Regions from separate parts of the Homo sapiens genome. Here all the other regions are linked to region 1. The links are chromatin loops, found by intact Hi-C in ENCODE. Cell type or tissue: heart right ventricle. All regions are shown on one strand.

Region 1 (4,000 bases):
ACAGGTGCCCGCCACCACGCCCAGCTAATTTTTCTATTTTTAGTAGAGACGGGGTTTCACTATATTGGCCAGGCTGGTCGCGAACTCCTGACCTCAGGAGATCCACCCACCTTGGCCTCCCAAAGTGCTGGGATTATAGGCGTGAGCCACCGTGACCGGCCAGTAAAAGTAATTTTCTAACAGGTGAAGGAGATGAGTGGGTCTGTGTTCCTCAGAATGGGGACACTGGCTGGGTGGCTAGAGAGTGGCCCACTGAGGCAGGGCTGCCCCCAATAGGCAGTCTAGGTCCTTGCTCATCTGGCTGGCAACTCTCCCTGCAGTAGTGGGGATGTACCCAGACTAGGAGGATTGGTGAGAGCCCCAGACTCGGGATGTGGAGGGCTGGTTTCTGACTGTGACAGTTATGATGGTCCCCGGAGAGGGTAGGGGAAGAGGGAGAAGGCTGTGAGTTAACAGTGAAACACCCTGTAGCAATGGCCCAATGAATGAGGGATTGGCAGTGCCAAGTTCCTAAAGGAGCATTAACTGTGCTGGGGGCACGGATGCAGGCTCCCACAGAGGTGGAATGAACTGCCCTGGCAAGTCTAGGACCCGTGGAGCCCCACTGAGACTCCATCACCTTAACTCCAAAAACAGGAAAATGTTTGTAAATCAAATCCGCTCTGTTTTCTTTATTTCTCCAGATTTGTTTTCTTCTTGGACTCATTATCTTTATGGAAACTAGGTCGAATTGGATTCTTTTCTATTTCTATCAGCCATGTATAGCCCCATTAGCTTTCTAATACTGTTAGAGAGTCTTTCAATTATGTTAAAAATGGAGCCAAATTTGCCATTCTTAAAAACGTTTAAGCTTCCATGCAAGTTCCCTTGACCTGGTTTTCTTTTGTCCCCTTGGGACACGGAATTCCTGTTAATGATACCTTATGACACTGCAGAAGACAGGAAGACATTGATGTCAAAGGGCAGCTGACCCTTGAAACCAACAGACTGGAGAAGAGCCATTTTTCCCTTTCCCAGGTCACAAATGATGTGGGAGAGAAGTTGCCAAACACTGCCCTTGTGTGTTTTTTAAACATCAATTTAGGAAAGTATAGACACAAGGAAGAGAAAATTCAATACTAATTCAAAGAAATGTATTTAATTTGAATGTTGGATAAACAATAGCTCTGTCATGAGGTAATAATAAATTATATATTTCGACATCCAAATTTCGAAAACTTAGCCAGGTGTGAGGATGTGTGCCCATTGTCCCAGCTACTCCAAGGCTGAGGTGGGAGGATCGCTTGAGCCCAGGAGTTTGAGGCTGCAGTAAGCTGTGATCACACCACTGCACTCCAGCCTGAGTGACAGAGCAAGACTCTGTTGAAAGAAGGAAACAGAGAGCGAGAGAAGGAGGAGAAAGAAAAGAAAGAAAAGAAAGGAAGAAAGAAAGAGAAGAAAGAAAAGAAAGAAAAGAAAGAAAAGAAAGGAAGAAAGAAAGAGAAGAAAGAAAAGAAAGAAAAGAAAGGAAAGAAAGAAAGAAAGAGAGAGAGAAAGAAAGAAAGAAAGAAAGAAAGAAAGAAAGAAAGAAAAAGAGAAAGAAAGAAAGAGAAAGAGGAGGGGAGGGGAGGGGGGAGGGGAGAAAAAGAGAGGCCAAAAGCTGTGCTAAGGAGTCTCAGAACAACACCCCCAACCCATCCAAGCATTCTTAGGCTTAAATGATAATTATCCCAGATCTGGAGGTAACAGGGCAACCTGAAACCAATGCTCCTGTTTATAACATTCACCCCCAATCTGACTTGCCACAGTCTTAGGACTAAGGTCCTAGACCCAAATCTACGGTGTTGGGGTTGACGAAGACCATCTGATGGTTCTATTAAACCAACTTAGACCTTTCTGATCTTATTTAAAATGGGGGACGAGACCGTGCCTCTACCCCTAAATCGTTATGTCTATTACTGTGCTACCATCTAATGGCGAAGTGTATTAAAACACAAATGAAACCTACTCCAAGGAACACTGACTACCGTTAAATTTTTTTTCCTATGGCCAATAGTTATATCTCTCTATCTCTCCAGATAAGGCACCAAATTTTCTCCATCATTCATAAAAAATGCCCCCAGATTAAGATTTCTGGCAGGGAAAAAGTAATAAAGTCTAATTTACGCAGAAAAAAATTATGTAACATTAGGGAGGACAGAGGGATTTTTCTAAAACACTCTCAAAGTGTACAACATAAGACAAAACATTATTTTAAGATAGATATTGTTTAACTTTCTCATATATGAGAAGTTACTAATGGCAGAAATATTAACGCAGTATAGTTTGTGCAGAATGCATTACCGTCTTACAGAGAGGATAAAAATGAAGCCATCACCCTCTACAGAGACTATTCACCACCCTAAAAATAAAGTCTCATAGCAAAAATAAAGTTTGACTGTTACGTGATAAAAAAGATAGCGGATTACCAACATTTTTCCCTCTGCTCCTGCTGGCTAAGATTTCAGATTCCTATTACAACTTATTTGGGAATTTTCCTCCCAGGGCTAAATGTTAGAAGTGGGGATCATTTAGGGAAATGTAGTAGGCAATGAAAACAAAGAATTCTCCTCCCCACCCCTAAGCTCTTCCTTTTCTCTAAAAGGGCACAGGACATATATATTGGGGATTTTCTACTTCCTGAGCAGTTGCATTAATGTCACCAATAACTCAAACTTTAAATCACATCAGGAGACAGCCAGGTCCCCAAGAACTCCTGGGACACAGCCAGCTGGTCCACAGTGCATCGAGGCTTGCTGCAGAGCCCCCACAGAGTGGTCCCGTATGGGCTGGGAGGGTGACATGGACAGGTGACAACCAGACACTCAATCAGTTGGTAGGGCACAGCTGCCATGGGAACAGAGAGTGAGATGGGTAGGCAGAATTAGGACACCCCAAAACATGGCTTCGAACACCAGTTGTGCTGTGAAATTTTGAGACACGTATTAGTACACTTAAAAAAAATCTAGAGATGCAAATTTCAAGTTGATTTCCAACCAGGGCGTGGACAGGGTCACTATAAGAGCAGAGAATATAGCTTCTGGGTTGGGATACACACTGATGTGCCCCTTCCCAAACAGTGCCTCTCTTTCCCACAACTACTGGAGCACGGAGTAATGGAAATCGTGTACTGCTAAGTTATAAGCATATGTAAAAACACAAAACTGGGCCAGGCACAGTGGCTGGTGCCTGTACTTTCAGCACTTTGGGAGGCTGAGGTGGGAGGATTGCTTGAGCCCAAGGGTTTGAGACCAGTCGCTACTGAGGCAGCTGAGGCAGGAGGATCCCTTGAGCCCAGGAATTCTAGGCTGCAGTGAGTTATGATCAAGCCACTGCACTCCAGCCTGGGTGACAGACAGCAAACTTCTCTTCGAAAAACAAACTAACAAAAAAAAAAACAACTCACAGAACTGTACAAAACACCACATCTGTTCCCCTCTTGACCTTTATTTTCACCCCAGCCCACAGGTAAGATACAACCACCAGTCCTGTCTCCTAAATCAGTGGTTCTTAAACTGTTGTTCCCAATCAGCAGCATCAGCGTCCCCTGGGAGCTTGTTAGACATGCAAAGCCTGAGCCAGGTGCGGTGGCTCACACCTGTAATCCCAGCACTTTGGGAGGCCAAGGTGCATGCATCACCTAAGGTCAGGAGTTCGAGACCAGCCTGACCAACATGGTGAAACCCTGTCTCTACTAAAAATACAAAAATTAGCTGGGCGTGCTGGCACAGCTTGTAATCCCAGCTACTTGGGAGCTGAGGGAGGAGAATTGCTTGAACCTGGAAGGCAGGGGTTGCAGTGAGCCGAAATCGTGCCACTACACTCCAGCCTGGGCAACAAGAGTGAAACTCCATCTCAAAAAAAAAAAAAAAAGAAAAGAAAAAAGAAATGCAAAGCCTCAGGCCTCATCCCATTATTACTGAATCAGAAACTCTGGGGGTGGGTTCCACAAATTTGCATTTTAACAAGTTCTCTGGGTGAT
Region 2 (4,000 bases), 380 kb before region 1:
TTGAATGAATGATAAATAATTGAGAGTAGAAACACTTGGAAAAGAAGGTTCCCCTAGAAATTAACTTCATAGATTTGTTTTTAGCTCAACAGAACTCTGGGCATGTGGCTTCAATCTCTAAGGGCACAAATTGTTTTCTCAAGTTGGGGATATTTTCCTATTGATAATTAATGTAGAATACTATCAGCAATGTATGATATGTTGCATATGTTAAAAACAGTCAACTTCTGTTCAATGTGGAGAATTTAAAACATCTGGCAAGTGTATGGGAAGAATAGGCTAGCAGGCTGGGAAACACTATCGTGCCCTCCATTGGTGCCCACCTACGGCCTTCCTGGGTGGTGGGCATGGAAAGGTATTCTGGTAACCACAAAGCCACCACCAGGCCATAAACTTTCAGCTACTGGATTTGGGAGGAGTAGGGAGAAGAAGGGTGAAGGCATTAGGGGTCTTGGAGCAGCAACCACTTACCAACTGCTAGGATACTCAATATTTAAAAAACTGGGCCACTGAACTAAAGCTTACCAGCTGAATATCAGCTCTGTACATGTGATGTGGCTGATTTCATGAAACTAGTATGCCTTGTGAAGTTGGAGAGCCAGGCCTGTATCCCAACTCAAGTCCAAATTCAGCACTATTTTTGTCCTACCAGAGGCATCTCCACAGCAGAGTAATTTACTCAAAGTAATTTAATAATCAAGGAGGCTAAGTTATATTATTTCCTTTCCTGATAGTAAATTTTGACCAGGAAAAGAAAAAGTAGAAGAAAATGGGACTCAAGACACATTTTGGCCCAGTTTACAATTTTATTCAGGGACAGCCATGGAGAAAGTAATCAGTTTAGATTATAAATATGAAATATGACTCTGAGTTGGGAATATGGCAGAAATGTCTTTTAGTTTCTAAAAATCTCCTCCTCCTAGTTTTCATAAGATTATACACATTGCAAGAATTAGGTGTCCATGGAGAGGGGCTTTAGTTAAAATGGAACTGAGAAGCAAAGCAGAATTGATACATTTTATACCAGTAAGAACTTAAAACTGACTGAAATGTCATCTCAAGAAGTTTTAAGGTATCTAAGTAGGGGACTTTCTATGTGTAAGAAACTGAGCCATCTTAAGAAAATTGTAAAGTTTCTGACCTGTTGCAAAAGGCTTTATTTAGCCCCACAGCTTGACAGAAAGACACAAAATGCGAAGTTCCTGTGTGAAAGGTAATGCTGTGTATATGTGAATAGCTGATATAACGGCTTTGTATTATCTGGGTTTGATTATTTCAAAAACTCTTTAAAAATGGGAAAGGCCAAGTATTTGCTGTTTGCAATAGCACTGGTTGAAATTTTACAGCAGGTCTGCTCTTTGAGCTGTTTAAACACATGCTGACAGAAGTTGGGCATACTGTCTTCTACTTTCTCGCATTAAAATTAGAAAATACTGCCTTAAGCCATTTTGTCAGTATATGGACTAATGGAAGGTTATATCATGAAATCAGTGAACCTAAAAAGCAGGGCTTTCTCTAGTCCCAGAGCTGGTTGTTAAAACATTTACCAGCATGTTTGCTGATCCTATGAAAATGTGGTATTATGACAGTGGGATATTGGAGAAAGGAAAAATACACTATCAATTTAATTTGCAACTACACAAATTAGTAACTCTTTTCTTGAGGCTTTTAACACACACCTCTTGGCTCCTCTGTCAAGTCTTATTCTCCTAACTAGTTTTTCTCCAACAATAAAAATGAAAGAGAATATGGATATGGACAAATTTAAAAGTGATTTTCTTTGCTGAATGAGGTAAAAGGTGGTTATTCAGAAATAGAAAATATTTAATTTAAATGAAAATATTTAATTGTAATAAAGTAGAATAATGAAATTTACCATACTAGCTTTTTAGAACTATATACTCTTAAATAAAAATCAATTTCAGAGTTTAAACAAAATCAAGTAATTTTTCCTATAAAAAATATTAAAAATAAGTGAAAATACTGAAATATTTTGAGATGGTATTAGGCATATTAAAAAGTTGAACTATGCCATTTATAGTGATAGTCATATCTTTAATTTTAAAAACCTATGAATATAATAATTAAAATTTAAAAATTACCACTTTACTTTCAAAGTGTGTTTCTTTTAAAGACAAAGGACAAAGCTTGGTAAAGGTGAATAAACTCAGGGCAAAAACCATTTCAAATATAAAAAAAAATGTCCAGGCCTTTTAAATGAAACTAATGCTAATAACATTAATAGATTTAAGTATTTCATTTCTCGGTTACCGCCAGTGTAAACAATATCTCAAAAGTGTTACACCACAAATCACTTATTTTCTTTATTCAAGTTTTAATTATCGCCAACCAGACTGGAATTTTCAGGAAGTTACTAATTTTAACCACAATTAAATGCCTACCAATGCATTTATAATTAATGGCTTATTCTATCCACTAAAAAGCAATTAATTCTATTAAACTTTCAGAATATTCAATGAATACATGCTGGCATTTAAAGACAGCCTATGATTCAGTTTAATTATGAATTGGCAATGACTCTGATATAGTATAGCAGCAAAGCAACTGATTAATACCATTAGTTATTTTATTACAAAGTATTTTAAAACCTTAAAAACAAACATAATCATTATTAATATTTTAGCCATGGAAGTTAAAATATTCTTTTTGTCATTTTTTATGTGCTAAAATACTATAGCATTAAGTATAATAATGCAGCAAAAGCTAATAAACATACATAAGTAGCAGAGATATTATAAATTCAATATAAGAAATATCTTTAAGTAAATGCAATTTTTTTTTGTTAGCTAATTTTCTTTTCCTAAGTAAACATACTTTAAGGTGTTACTCTGACGAACAGTCATTAGAAACATCTACTATATTTCAGTATCATTTTACTTAATGCTCTGTTAAAAAAAAAAAGAGGAAAAGCTGAATATTAGTGGTACTGTCCATACTGCAAAACATTTTAATGCAAAATGTTCATAATGGTCCCTGAAGCTGTTAGGATTTTTCTACTAAAAGATCCTCAAATGTATTTTTACAGTAGTACATTTAAAAAGGTCCCCCCGCCGCCCAGGATCACAGAACTGGTTTTTAGATGACCCACTTATCAAGAATTCCTCAAATTATGGACAGCATGGTTTTCCTATAAATAATAAAAATAACTAAAACCACTCATCTTGAATATGTATCAACAGGCCTTTTCTACTGCCTAAATAATTACAGATTTGCACAAGTAACAACCCCTCTCATAAGAAACCTTGCTTCAAAGTAAAAAACACCAAGATGTGATATGGATTATATATGGTCAACCTACTAAAAACTAGCTTGCATCTAACAAGTTGTTTGTTATTGGTAAACATAAACTGTAAGTTAAAAAGTCCCAGTTTCTTTTCTTTTCTTTTCTTTTTTTTTTTTGAGACAAGGTCTTTCTCTCTTGCCCTGGGATGTAGGGCAGTGGCACAATCACGGGTCACTACAGCCTTGAATTCTTGAGCCGAACTGATCCTCCTACCTCAGCCTCTAGAGTAGCTGTGAACACAGGCATGTGCCACTATGCCTGGCTAATTTTTAAAAAATTTTTTTGTAGAGGCAGGGTCTCCCTATGTTGCCCAGGATGGTCTCAAACCCTGGGCTCAAGCGATTCTCCCGCCTTGGCCTCCCAAAGTGCTGGGATTACAGGCGTGAGCTACCATGCCTGGCCAAAATCCAGTTTCTATCAATTTTCTTTATCCTCTAGCTAGAAGTATTTTGAAAACAAAGTAGAAGGTAATTTAATATTTTGTATTGAGAACAAGTATAAACTCAAATCTTTTAGTGATATATTTATTTCTGTTAATTGAACTTATGATACAAAAACAGTATTACAGAAGTACTATATCATTTGGAAAACAGTAAATACATTTTATTGCGCTAGAACAAATCCTAACAAATGACTAAAGGTTGTGACCAGTAAGGGTAAGCTTACTAGTTATACATAATGCACCTTGTTTCCCTT
Region 3 (4,000 bases), 190 kb before region 1:
AATGTGTACTTCATGGAAAGGATATCTAAGTGATGTGAGGTGATATGAAAATGTGTTCAAATGTAGGCGCTATCAAGAAATGCGAAATGAAATAACACAATACGGCCACTCACTCACCAAAAAAAAACTAAAGTAAAAAAAAAAAAAGACCCATGTTAGCGAGGTTATAAAGCAACTGGGACCTTTATACACTGTTGACGGGAATATAAATCATTAACCACTTGGGAAGTTATTTGGCATTATCTGCTAAAGCTAAATAAGCCTACCCTGTGACCCAGCAATTCTAAATTTGTATCAAACACAAATAAGTGCTCATAGCTCCCAAAAGATATGCACAAAAATGTTTCTAACAGCATTATTCATAATGGCCAAAAACCATAAACAACTTGAACACCATTAATAAATAACTTGTGACATATTCATATTAAGAAAAATACTGTGAACCAGTGAAAAACAAGAATGAATTACAAAAGTGTACTGTTGAGCACAAGAAGCCAGAAACCAGAGTATATATTACATAATTCCATTAACATAAAACTCAAAAACAAGCAAAAAAAATCTATGGTGATAGAAGTCAGAATAGTTAACAAGGAAGTGATTATTCACATGGTGGGGGGGGGCAATGGGAGCCTATCAGAATGCTAGAAATGTACTATATCTTGATCTGCTTGATGGTTTATACAAACTCATACAAATGTAAAAATCTGGCTATGGCCAGGGGTGAAGCAAGGTAGCAGAATAGAAGCCTACACCATTCAAGCTCTCCCACACCATGCTGGAACAGCAAATTTTAAAAACTATCTGCAAAGAGAAAAGCACTCTCACAAGAACCAAAACTCAGGTAAGCAATCACAGTACCTGGTTTTAACTTCATATCTTGAAAAAAAGGCATTGAGGAAGACAGGAGAGACAGTCTTGAATCATGGATGCCACCCCTATTTCCTATTCCCTGGCAATGGCCATGAGGTAGAGAGAGAGAATATACTTCAGGGAGGGAAAGCGCAGAGACTCAGTGCTGCCCTGTCACAGCAGAGAATGAAGCCCTGCTGGGCTCAGCCAGTGGCCATGCTTGGAGGGGCATTTGACTAGCTCTAGCCAAAGGGGAGTCACCCATCCCAGCAAGTCAGAACGAGTTTCCCAGCAAGCATCACCACTGCAGGCTGAAGTGCTCTGGGGTCCTAGGTAAACCTGAATGGCAGTCAAGTTGGGTTCTAACAAGGACTCCAATTCCTAGGCAACTCCTAGTGCTTAGAGCCAGTGAACTAGGGTTGCTCATGACCTAGGGAGGCATCAGCTGTCCATCCCCCAACCCAGGCAGTGCAGCTCACAGGAACCAGACTGACTCCTTCCTTCTGCTTAAGAACAGAAGAGCAAAGAGTAAAGAGGACTTTGTCTTGCATCTTTTTTTTTTTTTTTTTTTTTTTGAGACGGAGTCTCACTTTGTCGCCTGGGCTGGAGTACAGTGGTGCCATCTCAGCTCACTGCCAACCTCTGCCTCCCAAGTTCAAGCAATTCTCCTGTCTCAGCCTCCCGAGTAGCTGGGACCACAGGCACGTGCCACCTCACCCAGCTAATTTTTGTATTTGTAGTAGAGACAGGGTTTCACCATGTTGGCCAGGCTGGTCTCAAACTCCTGACCTCAGGTGATCTGCCCACCTTGGCCTCCCAAAGTGCTGAGATTACAGGCGTAAGCCACCATGCCCAGCCCCGACATTGTCTTGCATCTTGGATACTAGCTCAGCCACACTAGAACAGAGCACCAGGCAGAGCCATGAGGCCCCCATTCCAGGCCCTAGCTCCCCAATGATATTTCTAGACACACTCTGGGCCAAAAGGGAACCGGCTGCCTTGAAGAGAAGGATCCAGTCCTGGCAGGACTCATCACCTGCTGACTAAAGAGTTCTTGGGCAATGAATTGCCACTGGGCACCAGCAATACCCAGGGAGTATGCTGTGGGCCTTGAGGTCTGAGACTACTTGCTTCAAAGGAGACCCAGCACATTCCCAGTTGTGGTGGCCACTGTGAAAGACTCCTTCTGTCTGAGAAAAGCAGAGGGAAAAGTAAAGGGAACTTTGTCTTGCTTTCAGGTATCACAGTGGGACAGAACAAAAGGCAGGCTTTTCAGATCCCCAAGTCCAGCCTCTTGGACACCATTTCTGGACCGGCTCTGGGCCAGAGGGGGGCCCACTGCCTGAAGGGTGAGTCCGAGGCCTGGCAGCACTCACCACAAGCTGATGAAAGAGCTCTTGGGCTTTAAGTGAACACTGGTGGTGTGGCCTGGCAGAACTGCTCATGGAACAGTCATGGTGCTGGCCACAGAGAGACGCTCCTCCTCTGCATGTGGAAAGGGGAGAGAAGAGCGGGAAGAACTTTTTGTATTGTGGTTTGAATGCCAGCACAGACGTAGTAAAAATAAAACATCAGGTAGATTGCTAAGGTTTTTAACTAGAATCGCAGGCTACCAGACAGCATCTCTGGACACACCCGGGGCCTGGGGAAACTCACCACCCTGAAGGGAAGGGCCTTGGGCAAGGCCCAGTGCTGTGCTGGCTTCAGGTCTGACCCAGCACAGTCCCAGTGATGGTGGCCACAGGGGTGCTTGTATCACCAAATCCCCAGAGTTCCAGGTGGCTCGATACAGAAAGAAAGACCCAATATGTTTGGAAGAAAGTAAAGTAAAAGAATAAGAGTTTTTGCCTGGTAATCCAGAGAAAACTTTTGGATCTTATCCAAGACCACCAAGACAATACCTATATAAGACTGCAAAAACCACTGTGTTATTGGCCTTTGAACCCAAGTCCCTTCAAATACCTGGAATGCTTTCCCAAGAAAGACAGGTACAAACAAGCCCAGACTGCAAAGTCTACAATAAATACCTAACTCTTCAATGTCCAGACACCGAAAACATCTAAAAGCATCAACACTATCCAAAAAACCTGACCTCACCAAATGAACTAAATAAGGCACTGGGGATCAATCCTAGAGAAACAGAGACACATGACATTTCAGACACAGAATTCAAAATAGCTATTTTGGGCCAAGCACGGTGGCTCACACCTGTAATCCCAGCACCATGGGAGGCCGAGGTGGGTGGATTACTTGAGGTCAGGAGCTCGAGACCAGCCTGGCCAACATGGTGAAACCCCATCTCTACTAAAAATATAAAAATTAGCCAGGGGTGGTGGTGGGTGCCTGTAATCCCAGCTACTCAGCAGGCTGACATGGAAGAATCACAGAACCTGGGAGGCAGAGGTTGCAGTGAGCCAAGATCGTGTCACTGCACTCTAGCCTGGGCAACAGAGCGAGACTTTGTCTCAAAAAAAAGCTATTTTGGCCAGGTGCAGTGGCTCATGCCTGTAATCCCAGCACTTTGGGAGGCCAAGCAGGCAGATCACTTGAGGTCAAAGACCAGCCTGGCCAACATGGTGAAACCCTATCTCTATTTTTAAAAAAATACAAAAATTAGCCAGGCATGATGGTGCACGCCTGTAATCCCAGCTACTCAGAAGGTTGAGGCAAGAGAATGGCTTGAACTTAGGAGGCGGAGGTTGCAGTGAGCTGAGATCGTGCCACTGCACTCTAGCCTGGGTGACAGAGTGACAGTCCATCTTAAAAAACAATAGCTACTTTGAGGAAACTCAAAGAAATTCAAGATAACACAGAGAAGGAATTTGGGATTCTATAAGATAAATTTCACAGATTAAAATAATTAAAAACGGGGCCAGGCGTAGTGGCTCATGCCTGTAATCCCAACACTTTGGGAGGCCAAGGCAGGCGGATCATCTGACGTCAGGAGTTCGAGACCAGCCTGGCCAACACTGTAAAACCCCATCTCTATTAAAAATACAAAAATTAGCCAGGCGTGGTATGCACCTGTAGTCCCAGCTACTCAGGAGGCTGAAGCAGGAGAATCGCTTGAACCTGTGAGATGGAGGCTGCAGTGAGCCGAGATCACACCACTGCACTCCAACCTGGGTGACAGAGTGTGACTCCATCTCAA
Region 4 (4,000 bases), 81 kb before region 1:
TTTCCATCTCCCCAAGCTTTCTAACCTCTTCCTCAGAACTCCGCAAGACAGCTGGAGTACCTCTGGCCTTACTGCAGGTCACCATCATGTTCAATTTTTAGGGAGCAATCCCAGCACATCCTGGGACTGGCTCAGATGTCCTTGCTAGTATGTGAAACTCCTCATCGTAGGAGGATGCTCTTATATCAATGAACTCTCACCTACCCAGCCTTAGATGCTACCCTCTCTAGCCCACCTCCCTCAAGATCCACCTGTCTGTACACCTTCTCATTTCCTGCCGGTTCATATTAGCCAGCTCTTGAGGCAATGAAGGGAGCCAGGCATGGGTCCTAAAAAGGACACTCACCATTTTGTGAGGCAACAGCCTCAGGCGAGGTTTTTGAAGGGTCTTTTGGAGAGGAGAGGCTCCTCTCCGCCAGTGTGAGATAGTGAGCTACTTCTGCTAACCTCGACAGTTCAGGAGGGCCCGGGGCCTCAAGATTCTCTGGTTCATCCACTCCAATGCCCCCTTTCTATGTCCCAGAGTGTAACCCTGGGAGACCCATCAAAGTTGTGCAATCATTATCCGTTGTAGCACTGCTGTCCTGGGCCCCAGTTACAGAAGACAAGAGCCCTTTAAAATGCCTCCATGAAGGCATGTCTTAAGACAGCATGCCTTGAGTTGATAGTTGACTAACCTGAGCCTATCATTTTCTTTTTCAAGGTTTCTAATTCTGTTAACAAGACCCAGCCAACTCCACATTCATATAATACACATTGTTACCAGGCTGTTCAAGGACCATTACTATGACATAATACAACGCTTCAGCATTCACCGGCGTCTCACCTTCGTCCATCACTGGGTGAATTCTTAGGGATTAGGATGCTGCTGTAAACCGGTAGTAATTAACCACTTAACACCAGTCACGGGTTCTTATCTGTGATAAGGACTGTTAAAGGACCCTGAAAGTTTCCTTTTTAGGGTCACTTCGGTACAACTGTCTTAGCCTGAGTTTCCTTAACAAGTAGATTCCATGGCTGGGTGCGGTGGCTCACACCTGTAATCCTAGCACTTTGGGAGGCCGAGGCGGGTGGATCACCTGAGGTCAGGTGTTCGAGACCAGCCTGGCCAACAGGGCGAAACCCTGTCTTTACTAAAAATACACAAAAATTAGCCAGGCATGGTGGTGTGTGCCTGTAATCCCAGCTACTCGGGAGGCTGAGGCAAAAGAATCACTTGAACCCAGGAGGTGGAGGTTGCAGTGAGCTGAGATTGTGCCACTGCACTCCAGCCTGGGCGACAGAGCAGGACTCCATCTCAAAAAAAAAAAAAAAAGATTCCATGATAAGGGTTTGTATGCAAGTAATTTATTTTGGGAAGTGATCCAGAAGAATAGGAATGAGGGAGTAGAAGAGTAAAACAGGAGAGAAAGCAATCCAAGGGCCTGCTATTAAGCTGGCCATTATCATGTGCAACTGGGGCTCCATCCCTCTGGGAACGCTCTATGGTCATGTAAATTGTGACCATCTCCCACTGGTCAAGCGTTGCCCCAGGAAATGAAACTCCCTGCCAGGTTTGCACAGCCACTGTGTGACAGTGGCTGAACAGTTCCTATAGCCAGCCAATAGGGCAGGAAGTGAGATCAGTGGAGAAAAATGTGATACAGCTGAGGTAAGCTGCTGCCGGCCTCACCTGCACTTCATTGCTGGTGAAGTTCTTAGTGATTAGGATACTGCTGTAAGCTAGCCCCACCTGTCCCCACTGACACCAGCCACATCAATGGCTAGAGTAAAAAGGTGAGCTGAGCGGATGGAAGATGCCGTACAAGATGTGTCTGATAAGTTGCCTCTCACAGAACATTGCCTGATATTATTCTCTTTGCCCAAACCTTCTATTTCATTTATCCGTCATTCTGATTCGCCTCTGGACACAGTCTCAACAGGGAATCTTCCTCTATCTGTAAAGATTAACCCAACAACACTCTTATTATCTAATAGCACTATTCATCCAGTTCCTCTGCAATTTCCTTTGTGAATTATCAGATGACTCTTTCCTTATGTTGTGTCTTACATTATTTAACTTATAAATTACAGTAAATTGATAACGTTTTCTTAGGTCAGGTCCCCTGAGACAGACTCTGAGACAGATTTGCCTGCTGGAGGTTTACTGGGGTGTGTCTTATGAGTCAGCACTAATGGGCATGGAAGGAGATAGGATTGAAAAGAGGGAAGAGCTGAACTGGGGAGCAGCTGGAACAAAGCCAGGCTGCAGTCAGAGGGGAGCTCTGGATAGCCCATCTTGTCCCACCTTGGTGCAAAGGGGGATGGGCCTTTATACTGCCTCCCTCAGTCAGTGGCTGGAGACTGACCCCAGGCAGGGAATGTCCTTGGGCGAGGGACTGAGAACATTTCCTGGAGAGTGACTCAGCTGAAAGCCCTTCGGCCAACACTTCCGACAGCTGGGGAAATGGTATCTCAGTCCTGCAGGGAAGTTCTGGGCAGTGCATAGTATTAACTACAGTCCACCCTTTTCCGCTGCTTGGATTTTTTTTTTTTTTTGTAAATTAGTCTTTGCAAATAGTTCCTCCAAGATTCTGACTGGTTCTTTTTCTGGGAAATTTAAGGAGAGGATTGGCAGGAAAAACCACAGCTCTGTCACTACAGCAATGGATCCTGAGAGGCCAGCTGATTATCTCACTCTTCTACCCGTTCTAGAGTCCCTTCACCCTTGGCTATCATCTCTGTTGGTTTCGGTGGCTTAGCTGCTGGGGTGACCTAGACCCTCATCTTTGATGGGTCTGAGACCCTGGTTGTCACGTCCTTCTCAGGCTGCAACCATGGCACTTGGCAATTTGCCATCAAAATTGGTAAAGGGAGTACAAGGAGATTCTCCTGGAGATGTCCCGGGTGCCAAATATTATATACCTTTCCTGGCACTATTGTATATCAGCAGTTTTACTTCCTCTTAGTGATCAGAGTCAATGACCCCTGCTGAATCCCCAATATGACACATTCCCAGAATGGTGACTCCTTTTTTCTTGTCTCTTATAACAAGAAACCTAAAGTAATTAGGCAGTAGCTATAAAATTTAATGGGACTGGCCGGGCGCAGTGGGTCACGCTTGTTATCTCAGCACTTTGGGAGGCCGAGGCAGGCAGATCACTTGAGGTTAGGAGCTCGAGACCAGCCTGGCCAACTTGGTGAAACCCCATCTCAACTAAAAACACAAAAAATTAGCTGGGCATGGTGGTGCGCACCTGTAATCCCAGCTACCTGGGAGGCTGAGGCAGGAGAATCGCTTGAACTTGGGAGGTAGAGGTTGCAGTGAGCCCAGATTGTACCACTGCACTCCATCCTGGGCAAAAGAGGGAAACTTTGTCTCAAAAAAAAATTAAGTTAATGGGACTACTGCTGTGTCCCCTAGTGTGTTTTCCTTTAGAATATAAAACCTGTAAACCCACAGAGTACAAAGCTGCAAGGACAGAAATCACACATTCCTAATAGTCACTGACAGTGATGATAAGCACAGCCACTTCTATTTTCACCCTGTTTCCTAGACCCAAGTATTCTTCCCAATGGGGATGCAACACCATAGAGTGGTAGCTGATTTAGGACATGTCCTGCAATCTGGAAAATGATGCCCCAACTTCTTAGGTTGGCATCTCCAAGCGTAAGCTTCTGTGGCTCCCTTACAAAGACCATTTTATCCCCTCAGCAGGCTGGCAGGGTCTGGGTGGTAGAACCAGTTGATCTCCCCACCACGTGTCTACTTTTACTCTCCTTTGCTGTAAAGTGGGCTCCTTGAATTAATAGAATGTCACACGGCATTCCATATTTCTGGATAAAAACTGTAATTATTCAGAAGGTGGTGCTGGCTGACACACTGTGGGTAGGAAAAGCAAACCTACATCCATATGTATCCATTTTTATCGAGATTAACTACTGCCCCTTCCAGTGTAGAAAGGATCCAATGTAATTAATACCAAATGGTTAATTGGTCGGCTGGTACACAGGGTTAGTT
Region 5 (4,000 bases), 220 kb before region 1:
GATTAATAATAATAACAAAAAATAACTCTTATTTATAAAAAGCTTATTCTGTGCCTAGCACTGGGCTAAGCATATTACATATATTACCCCTCATTTAATCCTTACACCAATCTAAAGCAGATTCTACAATCCCCACTTAAATTAGTAAACTAATGTTTGGAGAAGTTAATTAACTTACTCATAGTGACAAAATTAATAAGTAATAGAACCAGAATATGTACCTGGCTGTCTGATAAGAGAGCTAGTATACTTTACTACTCCAAGTACTGAATAGTTATATAAGTACTGAAGAGCTCTTCCCATTCATCATACCTATAATTCTGATACCTATTGACACATGTTAATGGTGATCATTACAAAATGTATAGAAATCACTGTATCTGCATTTTTAAAAACTGTTCTGTGAGCGACCAATTTGTGTTCAAAATATTTATTAAAAATGGGGGAGGGAACTAAATATTATCTTTAATAAGCAAACTAAAAACACTACAAAGAGTTTATTAAACCAGCTAGAGATATCCTTTCTATGGAGACACAATTTATATATTCAGTAGCAATAGTCAAAATACTTTAAAATTGGGACAGCATGGGCATCAACCAATCAGAACAAACACTGGCTATAAAATACAGTATGCCCACACCAGTTTGCCCCTACAGACTGAAGACTAGCACCATCAAAGGTGAATCATGCAATATAACTTCTTACTCTCCCATGAATGCCAGGAGGGCCAAAGTAAAAGATCTTTTAAAGAAGAATGAATGGCTAAAGGTAATTCTCCTTTCAGACCCTAGAACTGGATTATGCAGACACGTAAGGGCCTAGTTATAGTAATTAGAGGAAGCAAGCTAATTAAAAGCTTTTGACACCTGAAGCAGGGGTAGCAGGCCAAAGCAGCAAGCTTTCACAACAAGCTCTGAAGCCCAGAAGCCTTGAAGCTGCCGGAGCAAGGCTGGAGCAGGCAGAAGCGGTGAGCCACCAGGAAACTGTTGACAGGCAACACCCAGGGCGTAAGTTAAAGGTTTTCCTGAAAGCAAAAAGGAAAACCCAGCGTTAAGTTAAGCAGTAACTAACACAATTGAGTTGTAGAGAGAAGGTTCGTAACTCACTGAGCTGCTGAATTTCAATTATATCTTGCTCACTGTTTCCCATGATTTATGCATTTCTTATAAGAGTTACATAAATGATGCGTTTATTTTCATGTTTTTTTTTAAGAAAGAGCATAACTGATAGAAATGCTCCTATCAAATATTCATGCAGAGGTGAGCCTACCCACTGGGCCTATATATCTATTGACAAATTCCTGGTAGAAGACAAAACATCTTGGAGGAAATGATTATCTCTCTAGGGTCTCTTCATTTCTAAACCTACTAGTTCATAAACACTACAGGGTATGTAAGCCCAGCAGAGATATTTTCATCAGGAATGAATAAGCAGTAAAGCTCATAATCCAGCCAATACTACCTTTCTATACAAAATCAATTCTGTCTTGAAATAACAGAGTTAATTACCAGCAACCTGTTGCTTTTATTTTACATATTTTAATCAGTACACACATACAGCAAGAACACACCAAAAAAAAATTTAAAAAGACACCTCACACTAAATCTCAAATATTATCAGTCATGCGTCAAGTGCTCTGACTTGATCCTGGAGGTTTAAATGGCACTGACCTGTGACCAGGCAGGACTTGACAGACTGCTGGACTGCTCTCTGCTGCCACCAACTCCCCAGCCCTGTACCCCATTCTTTAATTCTTCCAAGTATCAGGACAGTAGAGCAAATTTGGCTGTCCTTAAGTAACTGCCTTACATATCCTAATGAGCAACTACAAGTAATTTTTCAAATCCCTTTTTTTCTTCAGTCTCTTTAATGAAAAAAAGTCATGTTATATATATATATATATATATATATATATACACACACACACACACATACATATATGGATATATATAAAATAAGGTTATATATAAGGAAATATATATTATGTAAGGAATAATATATATAAGAATATATATATACTTTGTCTTTTTATTATTGCTTTTTATTTCCATAGCTCAATCTCAGCTGAACCCTCAAATCTACCTGCAGTCCTAACATTAATTCTATCACTCTCAACAGAACTTTACTAATCTTCCAAAATGTCCTGTGCCACCCTGCCACCACAAACTATCCCATTCCTGTCCTATCTACTCTTCACCAGCAATTAATGACCTGGTTGCCTACTTTATAGATAACAGACCTTTTACATTCCCTCATGCCAACTCTAAATGTTTTTGCGCTTCATACCTCTTTTCCTTTTGAACCCTACCACTTTTCAGGGCTAACAGTATCATTTGACATCTTGATCCCAAACCCTCTCCTTCCTTCCCTTCCTGTCCTTATTCCATTAAAAATTTCTTTCCTGCTTTCAATCCCCCTTTCTCCTGGATATCAATTGAAAAACTTTTCCAAGACCATTCCCCATCCAAGAACAAAAATATGAACAAAAACGTCACCCCCATTTTACCTTTTCCTCAAGGAACTGATACCACATCCCTTTCCACAACACATTTCTCCAAAAAGCACATTTTGAAAGAGTAGTACATGCTTGCTTTTTCCACTTGCTCATCATTTGTTTGCTTCTCAACCTCTTTCAAACACCTATTTCAATCTAATTTCTATTTCACTCTACTAGACTGAAACTATTCTCTCAAAGTTCAATAACAACTGTCTAATTTCCAAATAAATTGTTCTCAATTCTCATCTGCTTTACCCTTTCTTCATTACTGGACACTGCTGACAATTAATATACTTCTCTAATCTTTCTTTTGCTGTAACCTGTTAAATATTGTTCCCCAAGGATCTCTACTCCACCTTTTTTACATCTCCTCTCCTTCCTGACTTATATTATCTATTCCAAAGCCTCAGTTAATACCAATATGCTGGCAACTCCTAAATCCCTATCTCTTACTATCTATACCCTTATTTGTAGTTGCCTACTGGTCATCTCTCTAGCATGTTCAGCAAATGTCTTAAATTTAAGAAGTCAACAATCTGTATACCAAACTCACTCAAGTTGCAAATCTCATCATCTATAAATTACATACCTTTAACTTATCACTAACATCCAAAGTTGACTTTTTTGAATGTTTCTCCCACCCACCCTCCCTTCCCACTACCCCTGGCCTAGTTCAAGACCTCATTATTTCAACAGAAAAATAATAGGCTTTTTTTTTTTTTTACCACATTACTATATGCTATACATTATGCTAACTGCTGAGAACACAAAGCTGAATAAAAAGTTTGTTGGGCTCAGAAAACAATACTCCAAAATGAAGGACTCAGCTGCATTAGACACAGAAGTTTTTCTTTGACCTTCTCCTGCTCTGTCTCTCAGTCCCATTCTCCCCCAAGGTAAGCCATAGAAACTAGAATCCCTCTTCTCTAGGTCACAGAAACTAGAACTCCCTTTCCTCAAAGCCAGCCATAAAACCTAAAAATATTACTCTAGTTTTCCCTCAGCCTTTTGGTATAAAAACTGGCTACAAAGAAATTATTGCCAGCCATGGTGGCTCATGCTTATAATCTCAGCACTTTGGGAGGCTGCAGAGGGAAGATTACTTGAGCCCAGGAGTTTGAGACCAGCCAGAGCAACATAGGAAGACCCTATCTCTACCAAAAAAAAAAAAAAAAAAAAAAAAAAATTAATTAGTCAGGGATAGTGGTGCATGCCTGTGATCCCAGCTACTTGGGAGGCTGAGATGGGAGCTTGGTCAAGACTGCAGTGAGCTGTGATTGCACCACTGCACTCCAGCCTGGGTGACAGAATGAGACCTTGTCTTTAAAAAAATAGCTGGGCACGGTGGCTCATGCCTGTAATCCCAGCACTTTGGGAGGCCAAGGAAGGCGGATCACTTAAAGTTAGGAGTTTGAGACCAGCCTGGCCAACTTGATGAAACCCCATCTCTACTGAAAATACAAAAAAATTAGGCAGGCACCTGTAGTCCCAGCTACTCGTGT
Region 6 (4,000 bases), 200 kb before region 1:
GATCTCAGACTGCTGTGCTAGCAGTGAGCGAGGCTCCATGGGCGTGGGACCCTCCGAGCCAGGTGCGGGATATGATGTCCTGGTGTGCCATGTGCTCAGTTGGAAATGCAGAAATCACCTGTCTTCTGCGTCACTCACGCTGGGAGCTGCAGACTGGAGCTGTTCCTATTCGGCCATCTTAGAACCGCTATTTTTTTATTTTTATTTTTATTTTAGTAGAGATGTTACAGAATTTCACCACGTTGGCCAGGATGGTCTCAATCTCCTGACCTTGTGATCCGCCCACCTTGGCCTCCCAAAGTGCTAGGATTACAGGCATGAGCCACCACGCCCGGCCTCTATTTCTTTTCTTAATGGACTATCTAGGACCTCCAGTAACATATAAAGCTGTAATAGTGTTAACCATCTTTGTCCTGTTCCTGATCTTAGACAGAATGCATCTAAAGTTTCTCCATAAAAGGTTTGCTTTAGGTTATTGGCATAAATCCTTTATCAAGTTAAGGATATTCCCCTTTATTCCTATTTTCTGAGTTCTTGTAACATATACCTATCAAAGTTATGTTTTTCCTTTATTGAAATAATCATGTGATTTTCCTCCCAAGACCCCAACAATTTTTAAATATCCTATTAACCCTTTCAAAGAGCCATTTTGGGCCAGGCACGGTGGCTCACGCCTGTAATCACAGAATTTTGGAGGCTGAGGTGGGCAGATCACCTGAGGTCAGGAGTTTGAGATCAGCCTGGTCAACATGGTGAAACCCCATCTCTACTAAAAATACAAAAATTAGCCAGGCGTGGTGGCGGACCCCTGTAATCCCAGCTACTCAGGAGGCTGAGGCAGGAGAATCACTTGAACCTAGGAGGTGGAAGTTGCAGTTAGCCGAGATCACACTGCTGCACTCCTGCCTGGGTGACAGGACGAGACTCTGTCTCAATTTTAAATAAATAAATACATAAATAAGCTAGAAAAGAATGTGTAGTCTCTGCAGCATGTAGAATTCTCTATTTATCTTTTAGGTTCAGCAAGATAACATGTCCTTAAAATATTTTTTTATGTTGTTCAAGTGGCAACAGTGGTGGAGGTGGGTTCCAGGAACCAGGTATTAGGACTGGACATGGCATCTTCAGGCTCAGGGTATCTGCGGTTTCAGTAAATCCAGGATCCAGAGCCCAAAGAGTGGGTCTGGCCACCTTTTCTGCCTTACGGTGCTGACTAATACCCCAATTTCACACCCTGCAGATAAACTGTTGAGTCTCCATAATGCCAACATGAGCTATGCAAATTAACTAGTGGAAACTTTCCTGGATAGATCCAAGCTGCCTCAGAGAGTACAGTTTGTTAAGAAAATGGGTCTGCCCAAAAAATGCTGATCCAGGAACAGTGGCCAAAATGTCTAACAATTAAAAAGACATCATCAACAGAGTTCATGTAGCTCTTCCTGAACATCTGGGGCCATGAAAACCATTTCTGACCAGGTGTACATTTAGACCAATAAGAACACCAATGTGGAGATGTCTGCTGAAAACTGCTCATCTATTGTGCAGTGTGGAGATGGCTGTATGTAGGCTTTCCTTCTCAAACCTAGAATTTCTGAACCAAGAAAAGCCTGTTCTCTCTCAGGTAGCCTCTATGACTCCCACGTAGCCTGAAGACCCTATTCTATCCACCACGTGAGCACCATTTCAATATGGCTCTCAGCTCCCATGTGACGGAGGCAGACAGACATTCCCAAGTTCAAAATTTGTAAGCCTCACTACACGCCTTCCTACAAAGATGACAAGCACTACAGCAATGGTTATCACAGCAGGCTTGCCCAACCCGTGGCCCACAGGCCGCATGTGGCCCAGAACGGCTTTGAATATGACCCAACACAAATACGTAAACTTTCTTAAAACAGTATGAGATTTTGTGATTTTTTTTTTTTTTTAGCTCATTAGCTATCGTTAGTGTTAGTGTATTTTATCTGTGGCCCAAGACAATTCTTTTTCCAATGTGGCCCAAGGAAGCCAAAAGATTGGACACCTCTGTTTTACAGTAAACCTTCAAGTGTAGAGATCATGGCTGATATTTACAAGAATGGTCCAGCAGATGGAGCCTTCTCTGTGTATGCTGATTTCCAGCAATCAAAGTCTGAAGGGTCCAACATGACACCAAAGAAATGAGGAGAACCTACACCATCTGCAGCCTGGTCTGGGAGAATGAAGACTGCCACCCCCTACTGGCTGACTGTCAATTCCTAGAAAACTGACTAGGGTGACAATGCCTTCTTCGAATTCTCTCAGAAAAAGGCCACTATGGAATCAAATCAGAAATCCTGGTTAGAAATCTCACACACTGATCAGTACTAGAAAAAGTTTTAGTATGTAGTCTGTCCAGCCAGTCCTGCAAAAGTTTTTTCTTAAATATGGCGAGTTGAGTATTTTTTTAAATATGGCAAGTTGAATATAGCAAGTGGGGATGGGTGAGAAGTCCTTTTATTCTTTTAGTTCAGATATAATTCAAGAGTTTAGACAATGGCTAATGTGCTTCAGGGCCTGAAGAACTGGACTAAACCAAACTTTTGTGTATACTATTTGAATTATGTTTTGGGGGTTAGATAGAGTTCCCTAACAAAGGAAATAACTCCAAACCTGGCTACCTCTCAGCCTCCTTGAGGGCTGATTTTCACCGCTGACAAGGCAAAGTGAACCCTTTTAATTTCCTAATAAGGACTTTCACACAGACTAGCATTCTACGCAATGCTTGCTGCTCCAACTCCTACTCCAACCAACCTCCCAACCAGAGCATCTCCAGAGAGTAAAACTCTGTGAGAACCTAAATGGTTTGATTTCAGGTTTTCCAAAAGAATTGCTAGTGGAATTCCTAACAAGGAGGATTTAAATTCCCATATATAATCAGTATCTCTTGGCAAGTACTTTCTTTCTAGATTTGGAATAAGTTAACAGGAGAGATGGTAAGTAGCTTTTTAAATGAAGAAAGCCACTTTCTCCTGGGGTCCCTGAATCAGCTGAGTCTTCCTGTGTTGTATATATATCCTCTCTGTTCTTTTCTGTAGCATAATTCTTTTAATAGAAGCTTTATTTTCTATGTACCTCAGGTGATTCTGTGAATGAACATTTCTAACACTTGTTAGAGCTGCAACTCTGCTAGTTGCAGACTATATATCCCAACAGACTAGCCTAAAACAAAACTGGGTGGTCCCTACTGGATATAGATTTGACTGAATGACAGACTGACCTCTAATCCCTTGGGGAAACTAATTTGGGAGAAACCAGCTTTTGCTGTTTTTAAAAATCACTACTTTACCAATCATCTTAACGTGGAATTGGAATAACTGTGCCATTAAAAGTTTCTCCCTTCAAAAAAAACAAATACCTCTATGTCTTGATTTTTTATCTGCTTATCAATTTATGATATAGGAATATTAAAAGTGCTAATCTTAAACTATTCAAAGTTTTTGTATTTCCTCATACAAGTTCCATCTATCAAGTGTTAGTGTATATATTTTAAAAATAATTTGTAAGACATATGTTCCATAATTATTAAACCTTTTTAAATTATCTTATACCATTTATAATTGATCATAACATACCTACATACAACTACAAAACAAATTATGTTTATACAATGATAAAGTGAACAATATATAACTAAAACTCAGATCAAGAAATAGAACATGCAATAACACAGAACCCTGCCCCTACAGCCCTACCCGATCACAACCCCCACCTTTCCAATGGAGTTAACCATGATCCCGACTTTTGTGACAGAGGCATATCATATAAGGCCGGGCACAGTGGCTCATGCCTGTAATCCCAGCACTTTGGGAGACCGAGGTGTGAGACGAGCCTGGGCAACATGGCAAAACTCCACCTCTACAAAAAATACAAAAGTTAGCCAGTTGTGGTGACACATGCCTGTGGTACCAGCTACTCAGGAAGCTGAGGTATGAGGATCAACTGAGCTCAAGAGGTCGAGGCTACAGTGAGCTGTAATTGT
Region 7 (4,000 bases), 800 kb before region 1:
CCTGCGCCCATTCACCTGGGCACAGGTACACAGAGTTTGTCCTGCCTGCTGGCACATGCACTGCCAGGACCCAAGGAGTCCCTGTGGTGACGAGGGCTGGGCAGGCACGGTCTTCCAGGCTGCCAGGGCAGGGGTTCTGGGAGATTCCATTTCACAATCCATCTATCCCACTGAGACAAAGGGAAGGGCCAGATGGCAGGGAAGCGAGTGGCAAAATGGCTTGAGAGACAGAGTAGGTGTAGAAGAGAACTAGCACGGTAAATACAAAAAAAGAGAAAAAAAAAACAGAAAACAAAAACCCTAAGTAACAGAATAACCCTAAAATGATGCTACTTCATACTATGTTCACATATTTAATGTAACCCACAGCCAAGTATTGCCAATAAGAGGCCCCATGGGCCTCCTTTAATAAGCACATCATTTGCATATTAGCACATTGTTTGCAAACAGCTGGTGTCTGCCTAAAGTGCTTGGAACATTTTGTTCTCTTAAACAGGTCCCCTGTAATTTTTGTTCATATCATGATTTGCTTTAGCAAACTTCTTTCACAGATGGAGTAAGGATAACTTTTGGCCAGTCCATATTCATAGAATCTTTACGTCTGAATTAATGATGCCCCTGCCCTGCAAATGGCTGAAGCACAGACCACCAGGGTCCCTTCTAGCCCAAAAGTCACTATAGCTCCAGAGGCCCAGAGTTGACTTTGGCTCCCCAACGCCCCCGTCCTGCCTGCCTTCCAGATCACATGCTGCCACGAGGTCTCTCGTGCTCCACCGGGCGCGTGTGTGACCTTTAGCAAGTCGGCCCACACAGGAGCTCACCACTGTTTTAAACAAGAGCCAGGAAGTGTAAGTTGATTTCCTTTTTTAAAATCTGTACTTATACATCCTCATGTGTCCCACCCTCCACCCCCAGCAAGTGTCACTCACACTTCCAGCACAAAAGGGGAAATGTACATGTCCCGTGGGCAGGTTGACAGTTCCCCAGAGACCCCGGGGTGGTGGGGTGGGCAGTGGTTCCTCCAGACACACACACCTTGGTCCATAGTCTCCCTCTGTGTCCCTAGCTCCTGGACTCTCCCAGCTCCTGTACCTCTGACAGCAAAGGAGTGGGTGGCAAGCCCCAAGGAGCATGGGGCACAGAGCTGGGGGTTTTGTTCTTAAGAAGTCAGGCAAATTTTACATTCCCTTCCATATCAGACTCACTGGCTTTCAGTTAAAATTGGGCTTAAATAGGTTCTCCACGAATCTCCAAATGCAGAGACTTCAGGAAGAGGTGCCTGGAGCACGCCCTGGCATCCACCACATACCCTACAAGATACCCACACTACATTGGAGAAGCAGGAATCTAAGCCCTCCAGGCAGTAAGGCTTGTTTCAGAGGCAATAACAAATGATGCCAGGAGGCCACCGCGGCACCTCTGGAAGCCAGAAGCCTGCCTTCTTCCTGCCTGGCGCAGACCTGAGCTCCTCCCCTATTTCTATATCTGCAAGGGACTCTGGGCCCCATGACAGGAGCCCATGTATGCAGGCAGGGTTGACCAACTAGCACCAGGTAGGTGAGGGTCAAGAAAAATGTGCTCCTCCCTGGGGCCAGGGCCCAGAGACTCTATAGATCCCATCTTCCCCTGGTAGCACCCTTGGAGCTCAGCATGGCAGAGTGTGCCTTCTGAACTCATGGGTTGCAATTCCAAGTGGCACAGCTTCTGCTCGCCTCCTCTGGGAAGGCCTAGATCAGAGAACACAGCCAAGCTGGCTTCAGCCTTCTCTTGGCTCCTGGGTCTGGCCTGGAGCCGGCAGGTTTCCATACCAGATGGGTGGGGGGCCTTGCCTGAGCAGCCCTGGAGAGGCCACCAGGGCATCCCTGAGGCTGCTAATCGGAAGACACTTTGCTCACAGTCAACATGTGGTTCCCCGATGGTTTTGTGCCCCAACTACCAGAAAGCCCTGCTCCCAGCCAGGGACCAGGAACCCGGCCGGCCCCCTGGGCTCTCCGGTGGGGAGGCCCCGGCAGAAATAAGGCTGTGCTTGGCAGCACTCTAACAGCACTGGCCGCCAGGGGGCAGCAGGCCTCCGCAGGTGGTAGGTCCAGGCTGGTGCTTCCTAGGGGGCTCCCAGAGGCAGGGCTCATCTGGTAGGGTCCCCTCAGCAGCCAGGGACCCCCTCCAGCTCTACACCTGACCCACCTCTAAGACTGGGCATTTCTCTTCTAGTAGGTGACCCTCTCTACAAAAAGCAGTGCAAACACCACCTCCAAGCCCTGAAGTTAGGAAAATGACTAGAAACTCTCATCTCCTCTTCTACAAAGTGTCTTGTAGTGCAGTTCAGGAGGGTCAGTCAGGTGTAAGTGAAGGAAAAGTTAGGAACGAGAAAGGAAGCACAGGAGGAGGAAAGGAGGCCCAGGCGGGGGCCAGGGAGGGCGTGGGCAGCTCAGGCGAGTGGGGCATCCTGGGACATCTCGGTCAGGATGTCGACGAGGTTATTGAGCCCCGAGAGGTAGCCATCCTCCCGGTTCCCCTCCTGCCAGGGGACGTCATGCTGCAGGGTCTGGCCCTCAGGCAGGGGCGTGGTTTTCCCAAAGTCGATCATCCACACTTTGGCCTGTTCCTTCTTGTCGTGGATGAAGAGGAGGGAGCTGCCAATGACCTGAGGAGAACATGGGGGTGAAGGGTGAGCTGAAGCCCGGGCCTCGCCCTCCCCACTGCGGCCCGGGGCCTGGGTGACCAGGTGGGGAGGCTCGCTCAGGCCGGACAGTTGGGTGCCTGCAATTCCAATCCCCATTTTCAGACAGGCAGCAGAGCCGGCCCAAGAATGGCCATGCCTGGGCAGAGGGCATCGGGTTCCAGGGTCGGCGACCACCCTTCTGTGTGGGCAGCAGCAGGCACCCCTTCACCCCCTGACTCTGGCCTGCACACTTTCCACTCCTTCCCTCCCTCTTTCTTTCCTTCCTTCCTGCCTTCCTTCTTTTCCTTCCTTTCTTCCCTTCCTTCCTTCCTTCCAGACAGGGTCTTACTCTGTCGCCCCAGCTGGAGTGCAGTGGTGCAACCTCAGCTTACTGTAGCCTTGATCTCCTAGGCTCAAGCGATCCTCCCACCACAGCCTCCCGAGTAGTTGGGACTACAGGCATGCACCACGATGCCCGGCTAACTTTTTGTTTTTTATTTTTGTAGAGACAGGGTTTCACTATGTTACCCAGGCTGGTCCCAAACTCCTAAGCTCAAGCCATTCTCCTGCCTTGGCCTCGGAAAGTGCTGAGATTACGGGCATGAATCACACTGCACCTGGGCAAACTTTCCACTCTTTCTAGACCACAACCCAATCTGGGGCCTCGCCCTTCCGCCTCCTAGAACCTGACTCCTCCCAAACACTCTGCAGGGAACCACAGTGAAGGGGAAGGTGCCCAGGAGCGTCCAAACTATCCCGGGGCGGGGGTGGTGAAGAACCTGTTTCAAATGCACACAGCACCCCCACCCCAGCAGCACAACCCCTGCAGATTCAGCGTGGGCAGACCCTATAGGGCCTTCCCAGCCTGGCCCAGGGATAGTGGGCACCAAAGAGCCTGCCCCTCCTGGGTGAGCTCAGAGCCTCTGCATGGGAGCGAGGCGCTTTCCCAAATATGGCCACACATACCCCTGCATCACCTCAGTGGGGCCAGAGGAAGGCCGGGGGCACAGAAAGGGCTCAGGTGACATTCCAGCTTCCAGCAGTGCAGGGCAGGTGGGGCCCCTGGCGAGGCTGAGCCCAAAAAAGGGGCTTCCTCTTCGCAGGTGGAAAACAACAGACCCAAGCTGATTTGGCCTCTTTCTAGACCTTAAGGGAGACCCCAAAAAGTGTAGAACAAAATGCTTTTCCAAGAAATAAAAGCAGAAGTGTTGAAGAAGGGTGGGAACGGCTTTGAGACAGAGCTCTGTGGCCTTAAGTTCTCCCAGGCTTGGCCCCTGGGGTCAGGCAGCCAGGCAGCACCCCCATCGTCCAGAGAGGCAGCTGGGGCAAAGGGGGCTC

What was found. A loop is a pair of places that touch in the nucleus more often than their neighbours do. Peaks named below come from ENCODE experiments on the same cell type or tissue, not always from the same donor. Only the 100,000 strongest peaks of a DNase experiment are listed, where the experiment ranks them.
Region 2: a loop joins it to region 1, with 3.0 times the contacts of the local background. A loop is called at or near these places in 4 of 110 quality-filtered maps.
Region 3: a loop joins it to region 1, with 4 times the contacts of the local background. A loop is called at or near these places in 66 of 110 quality-filtered maps.
Region 4: a loop joins it to region 1, with 3 times the contacts of the local background. A loop is called at or near these places in 26 of 110 quality-filtered maps.
Region 5: it touches region 1 in a loop (5-fold over the local background); 65 of 110 quality-filtered maps call a loop at or near these places.
Region 6: it touches region 1 in a loop (6-fold over the local background); 67 of 110 quality-filtered maps call a loop at or near these places.
Region 7: it touches region 1 in a loop (4-fold over the local background); 40 of 110 quality-filtered maps call a loop at or near these places.

What each region holds. Positions count from the first base shown.
Region 1 is chr1:227,435,940-227,439,939 of GRCh38, forward strand. No RefSeq gene overlaps it. Among named protein-coding and RNA genes, the nearest start is that of LINC01641, 44 kb to the left of the region's middle. In heart right ventricle, a CTCF peak has its summit at 1,956 (motif pointing left); no DNase peak of the experiment used is centred here; H3K4me3 peaks cover 557 bases; H3K27ac peaks cover 3,332 bases.
Region 2 is chr1:227,052,985-227,056,984 of GRCh38, forward strand. All of the region lies in intron 21 of CDC42BPA (CDC42 binding protein kinase alpha), which reads right to left. Among named protein-coding and RNA genes, the nearest start is that of COQ8A, 110 kb to the left of the region's middle. In heart right ventricle, no CTCF peak of the experiment used is centred here; no DNase peak of the experiment used is centred here.
Region 3 is chr1:227,243,884-227,247,883 of GRCh38, forward strand. The region is part of intron 2 of CDC42BPA (CDC42 binding protein kinase alpha); the gene reads right to left. Among named protein-coding and RNA genes, the nearest start is that of CDC42BPA, 73 kb to the right of the region's middle. In heart right ventricle, a CTCF peak has its summit at 2,318; a DNase peak (open chromatin) is centred at 2,212; H3K4me3 peaks cover 407 bases; H3K27ac peaks cover 2,438 bases.
Region 4 is chr1:227,355,176-227,359,175 of GRCh38, forward strand. No RefSeq gene overlaps it. Among named protein-coding and RNA genes, the nearest start is that of LINC01641, 36 kb to the right of the region's middle. RefSeq lists enhancers at 795-1,480, 1,481-2,164. In heart right ventricle, no CTCF peak of the experiment used is centred here; a DNase peak (open chromatin) is centred at 2,376; H3K27ac peaks cover 2,210 bases.
Region 5 is chr1:227,218,396-227,222,395 of GRCh38, forward strand. The region is part of intron 2 of CDC42BPA (CDC42 binding protein kinase alpha); the gene reads right to left. Among named protein-coding and RNA genes, the nearest start is that of CDC42BPA, 98 kb to the right of the region's middle. In heart right ventricle, a CTCF peak has its summit at 1,727; no DNase peak of the experiment used is centred here; H3K27ac peaks cover 1,196 bases.
Region 6 is chr1:227,233,000-227,236,999 of GRCh38, forward strand. The region is part of intron 2 of CDC42BPA (CDC42 binding protein kinase alpha); the gene reads right to left. It also overlaps the pseudogene LOC100418874. Among named protein-coding and RNA genes, the nearest start is that of CDC42BPA, 83 kb to the right of the region's middle. In heart right ventricle, CTCF peaks have their summits at 2,108 (motif pointing right) and 2,308; no DNase peak of the experiment used is centred here.
Region 7 is chr1:226,632,243-226,636,242 of GRCh38, forward strand. It overlaps ITPKB (inositol-trisphosphate 3-kinase B), which reads right to left. Exons shown (of 8, transcript NM_002221.4): 8 at 1-2,644. The coding sequence ends at 2,429. Among named protein-coding and RNA genes, the nearest start is that of ITPKB-IT1, 41 kb to the right of the region's middle. RefSeq lists enhancers at 666-815, 2,922-3,705. In heart right ventricle, CTCF peaks have their summits at 2,056 (motif pointing right) and 2,255; a DNase peak (open chromatin) is centred at 2,059; H3K27ac peaks cover 1,978 bases.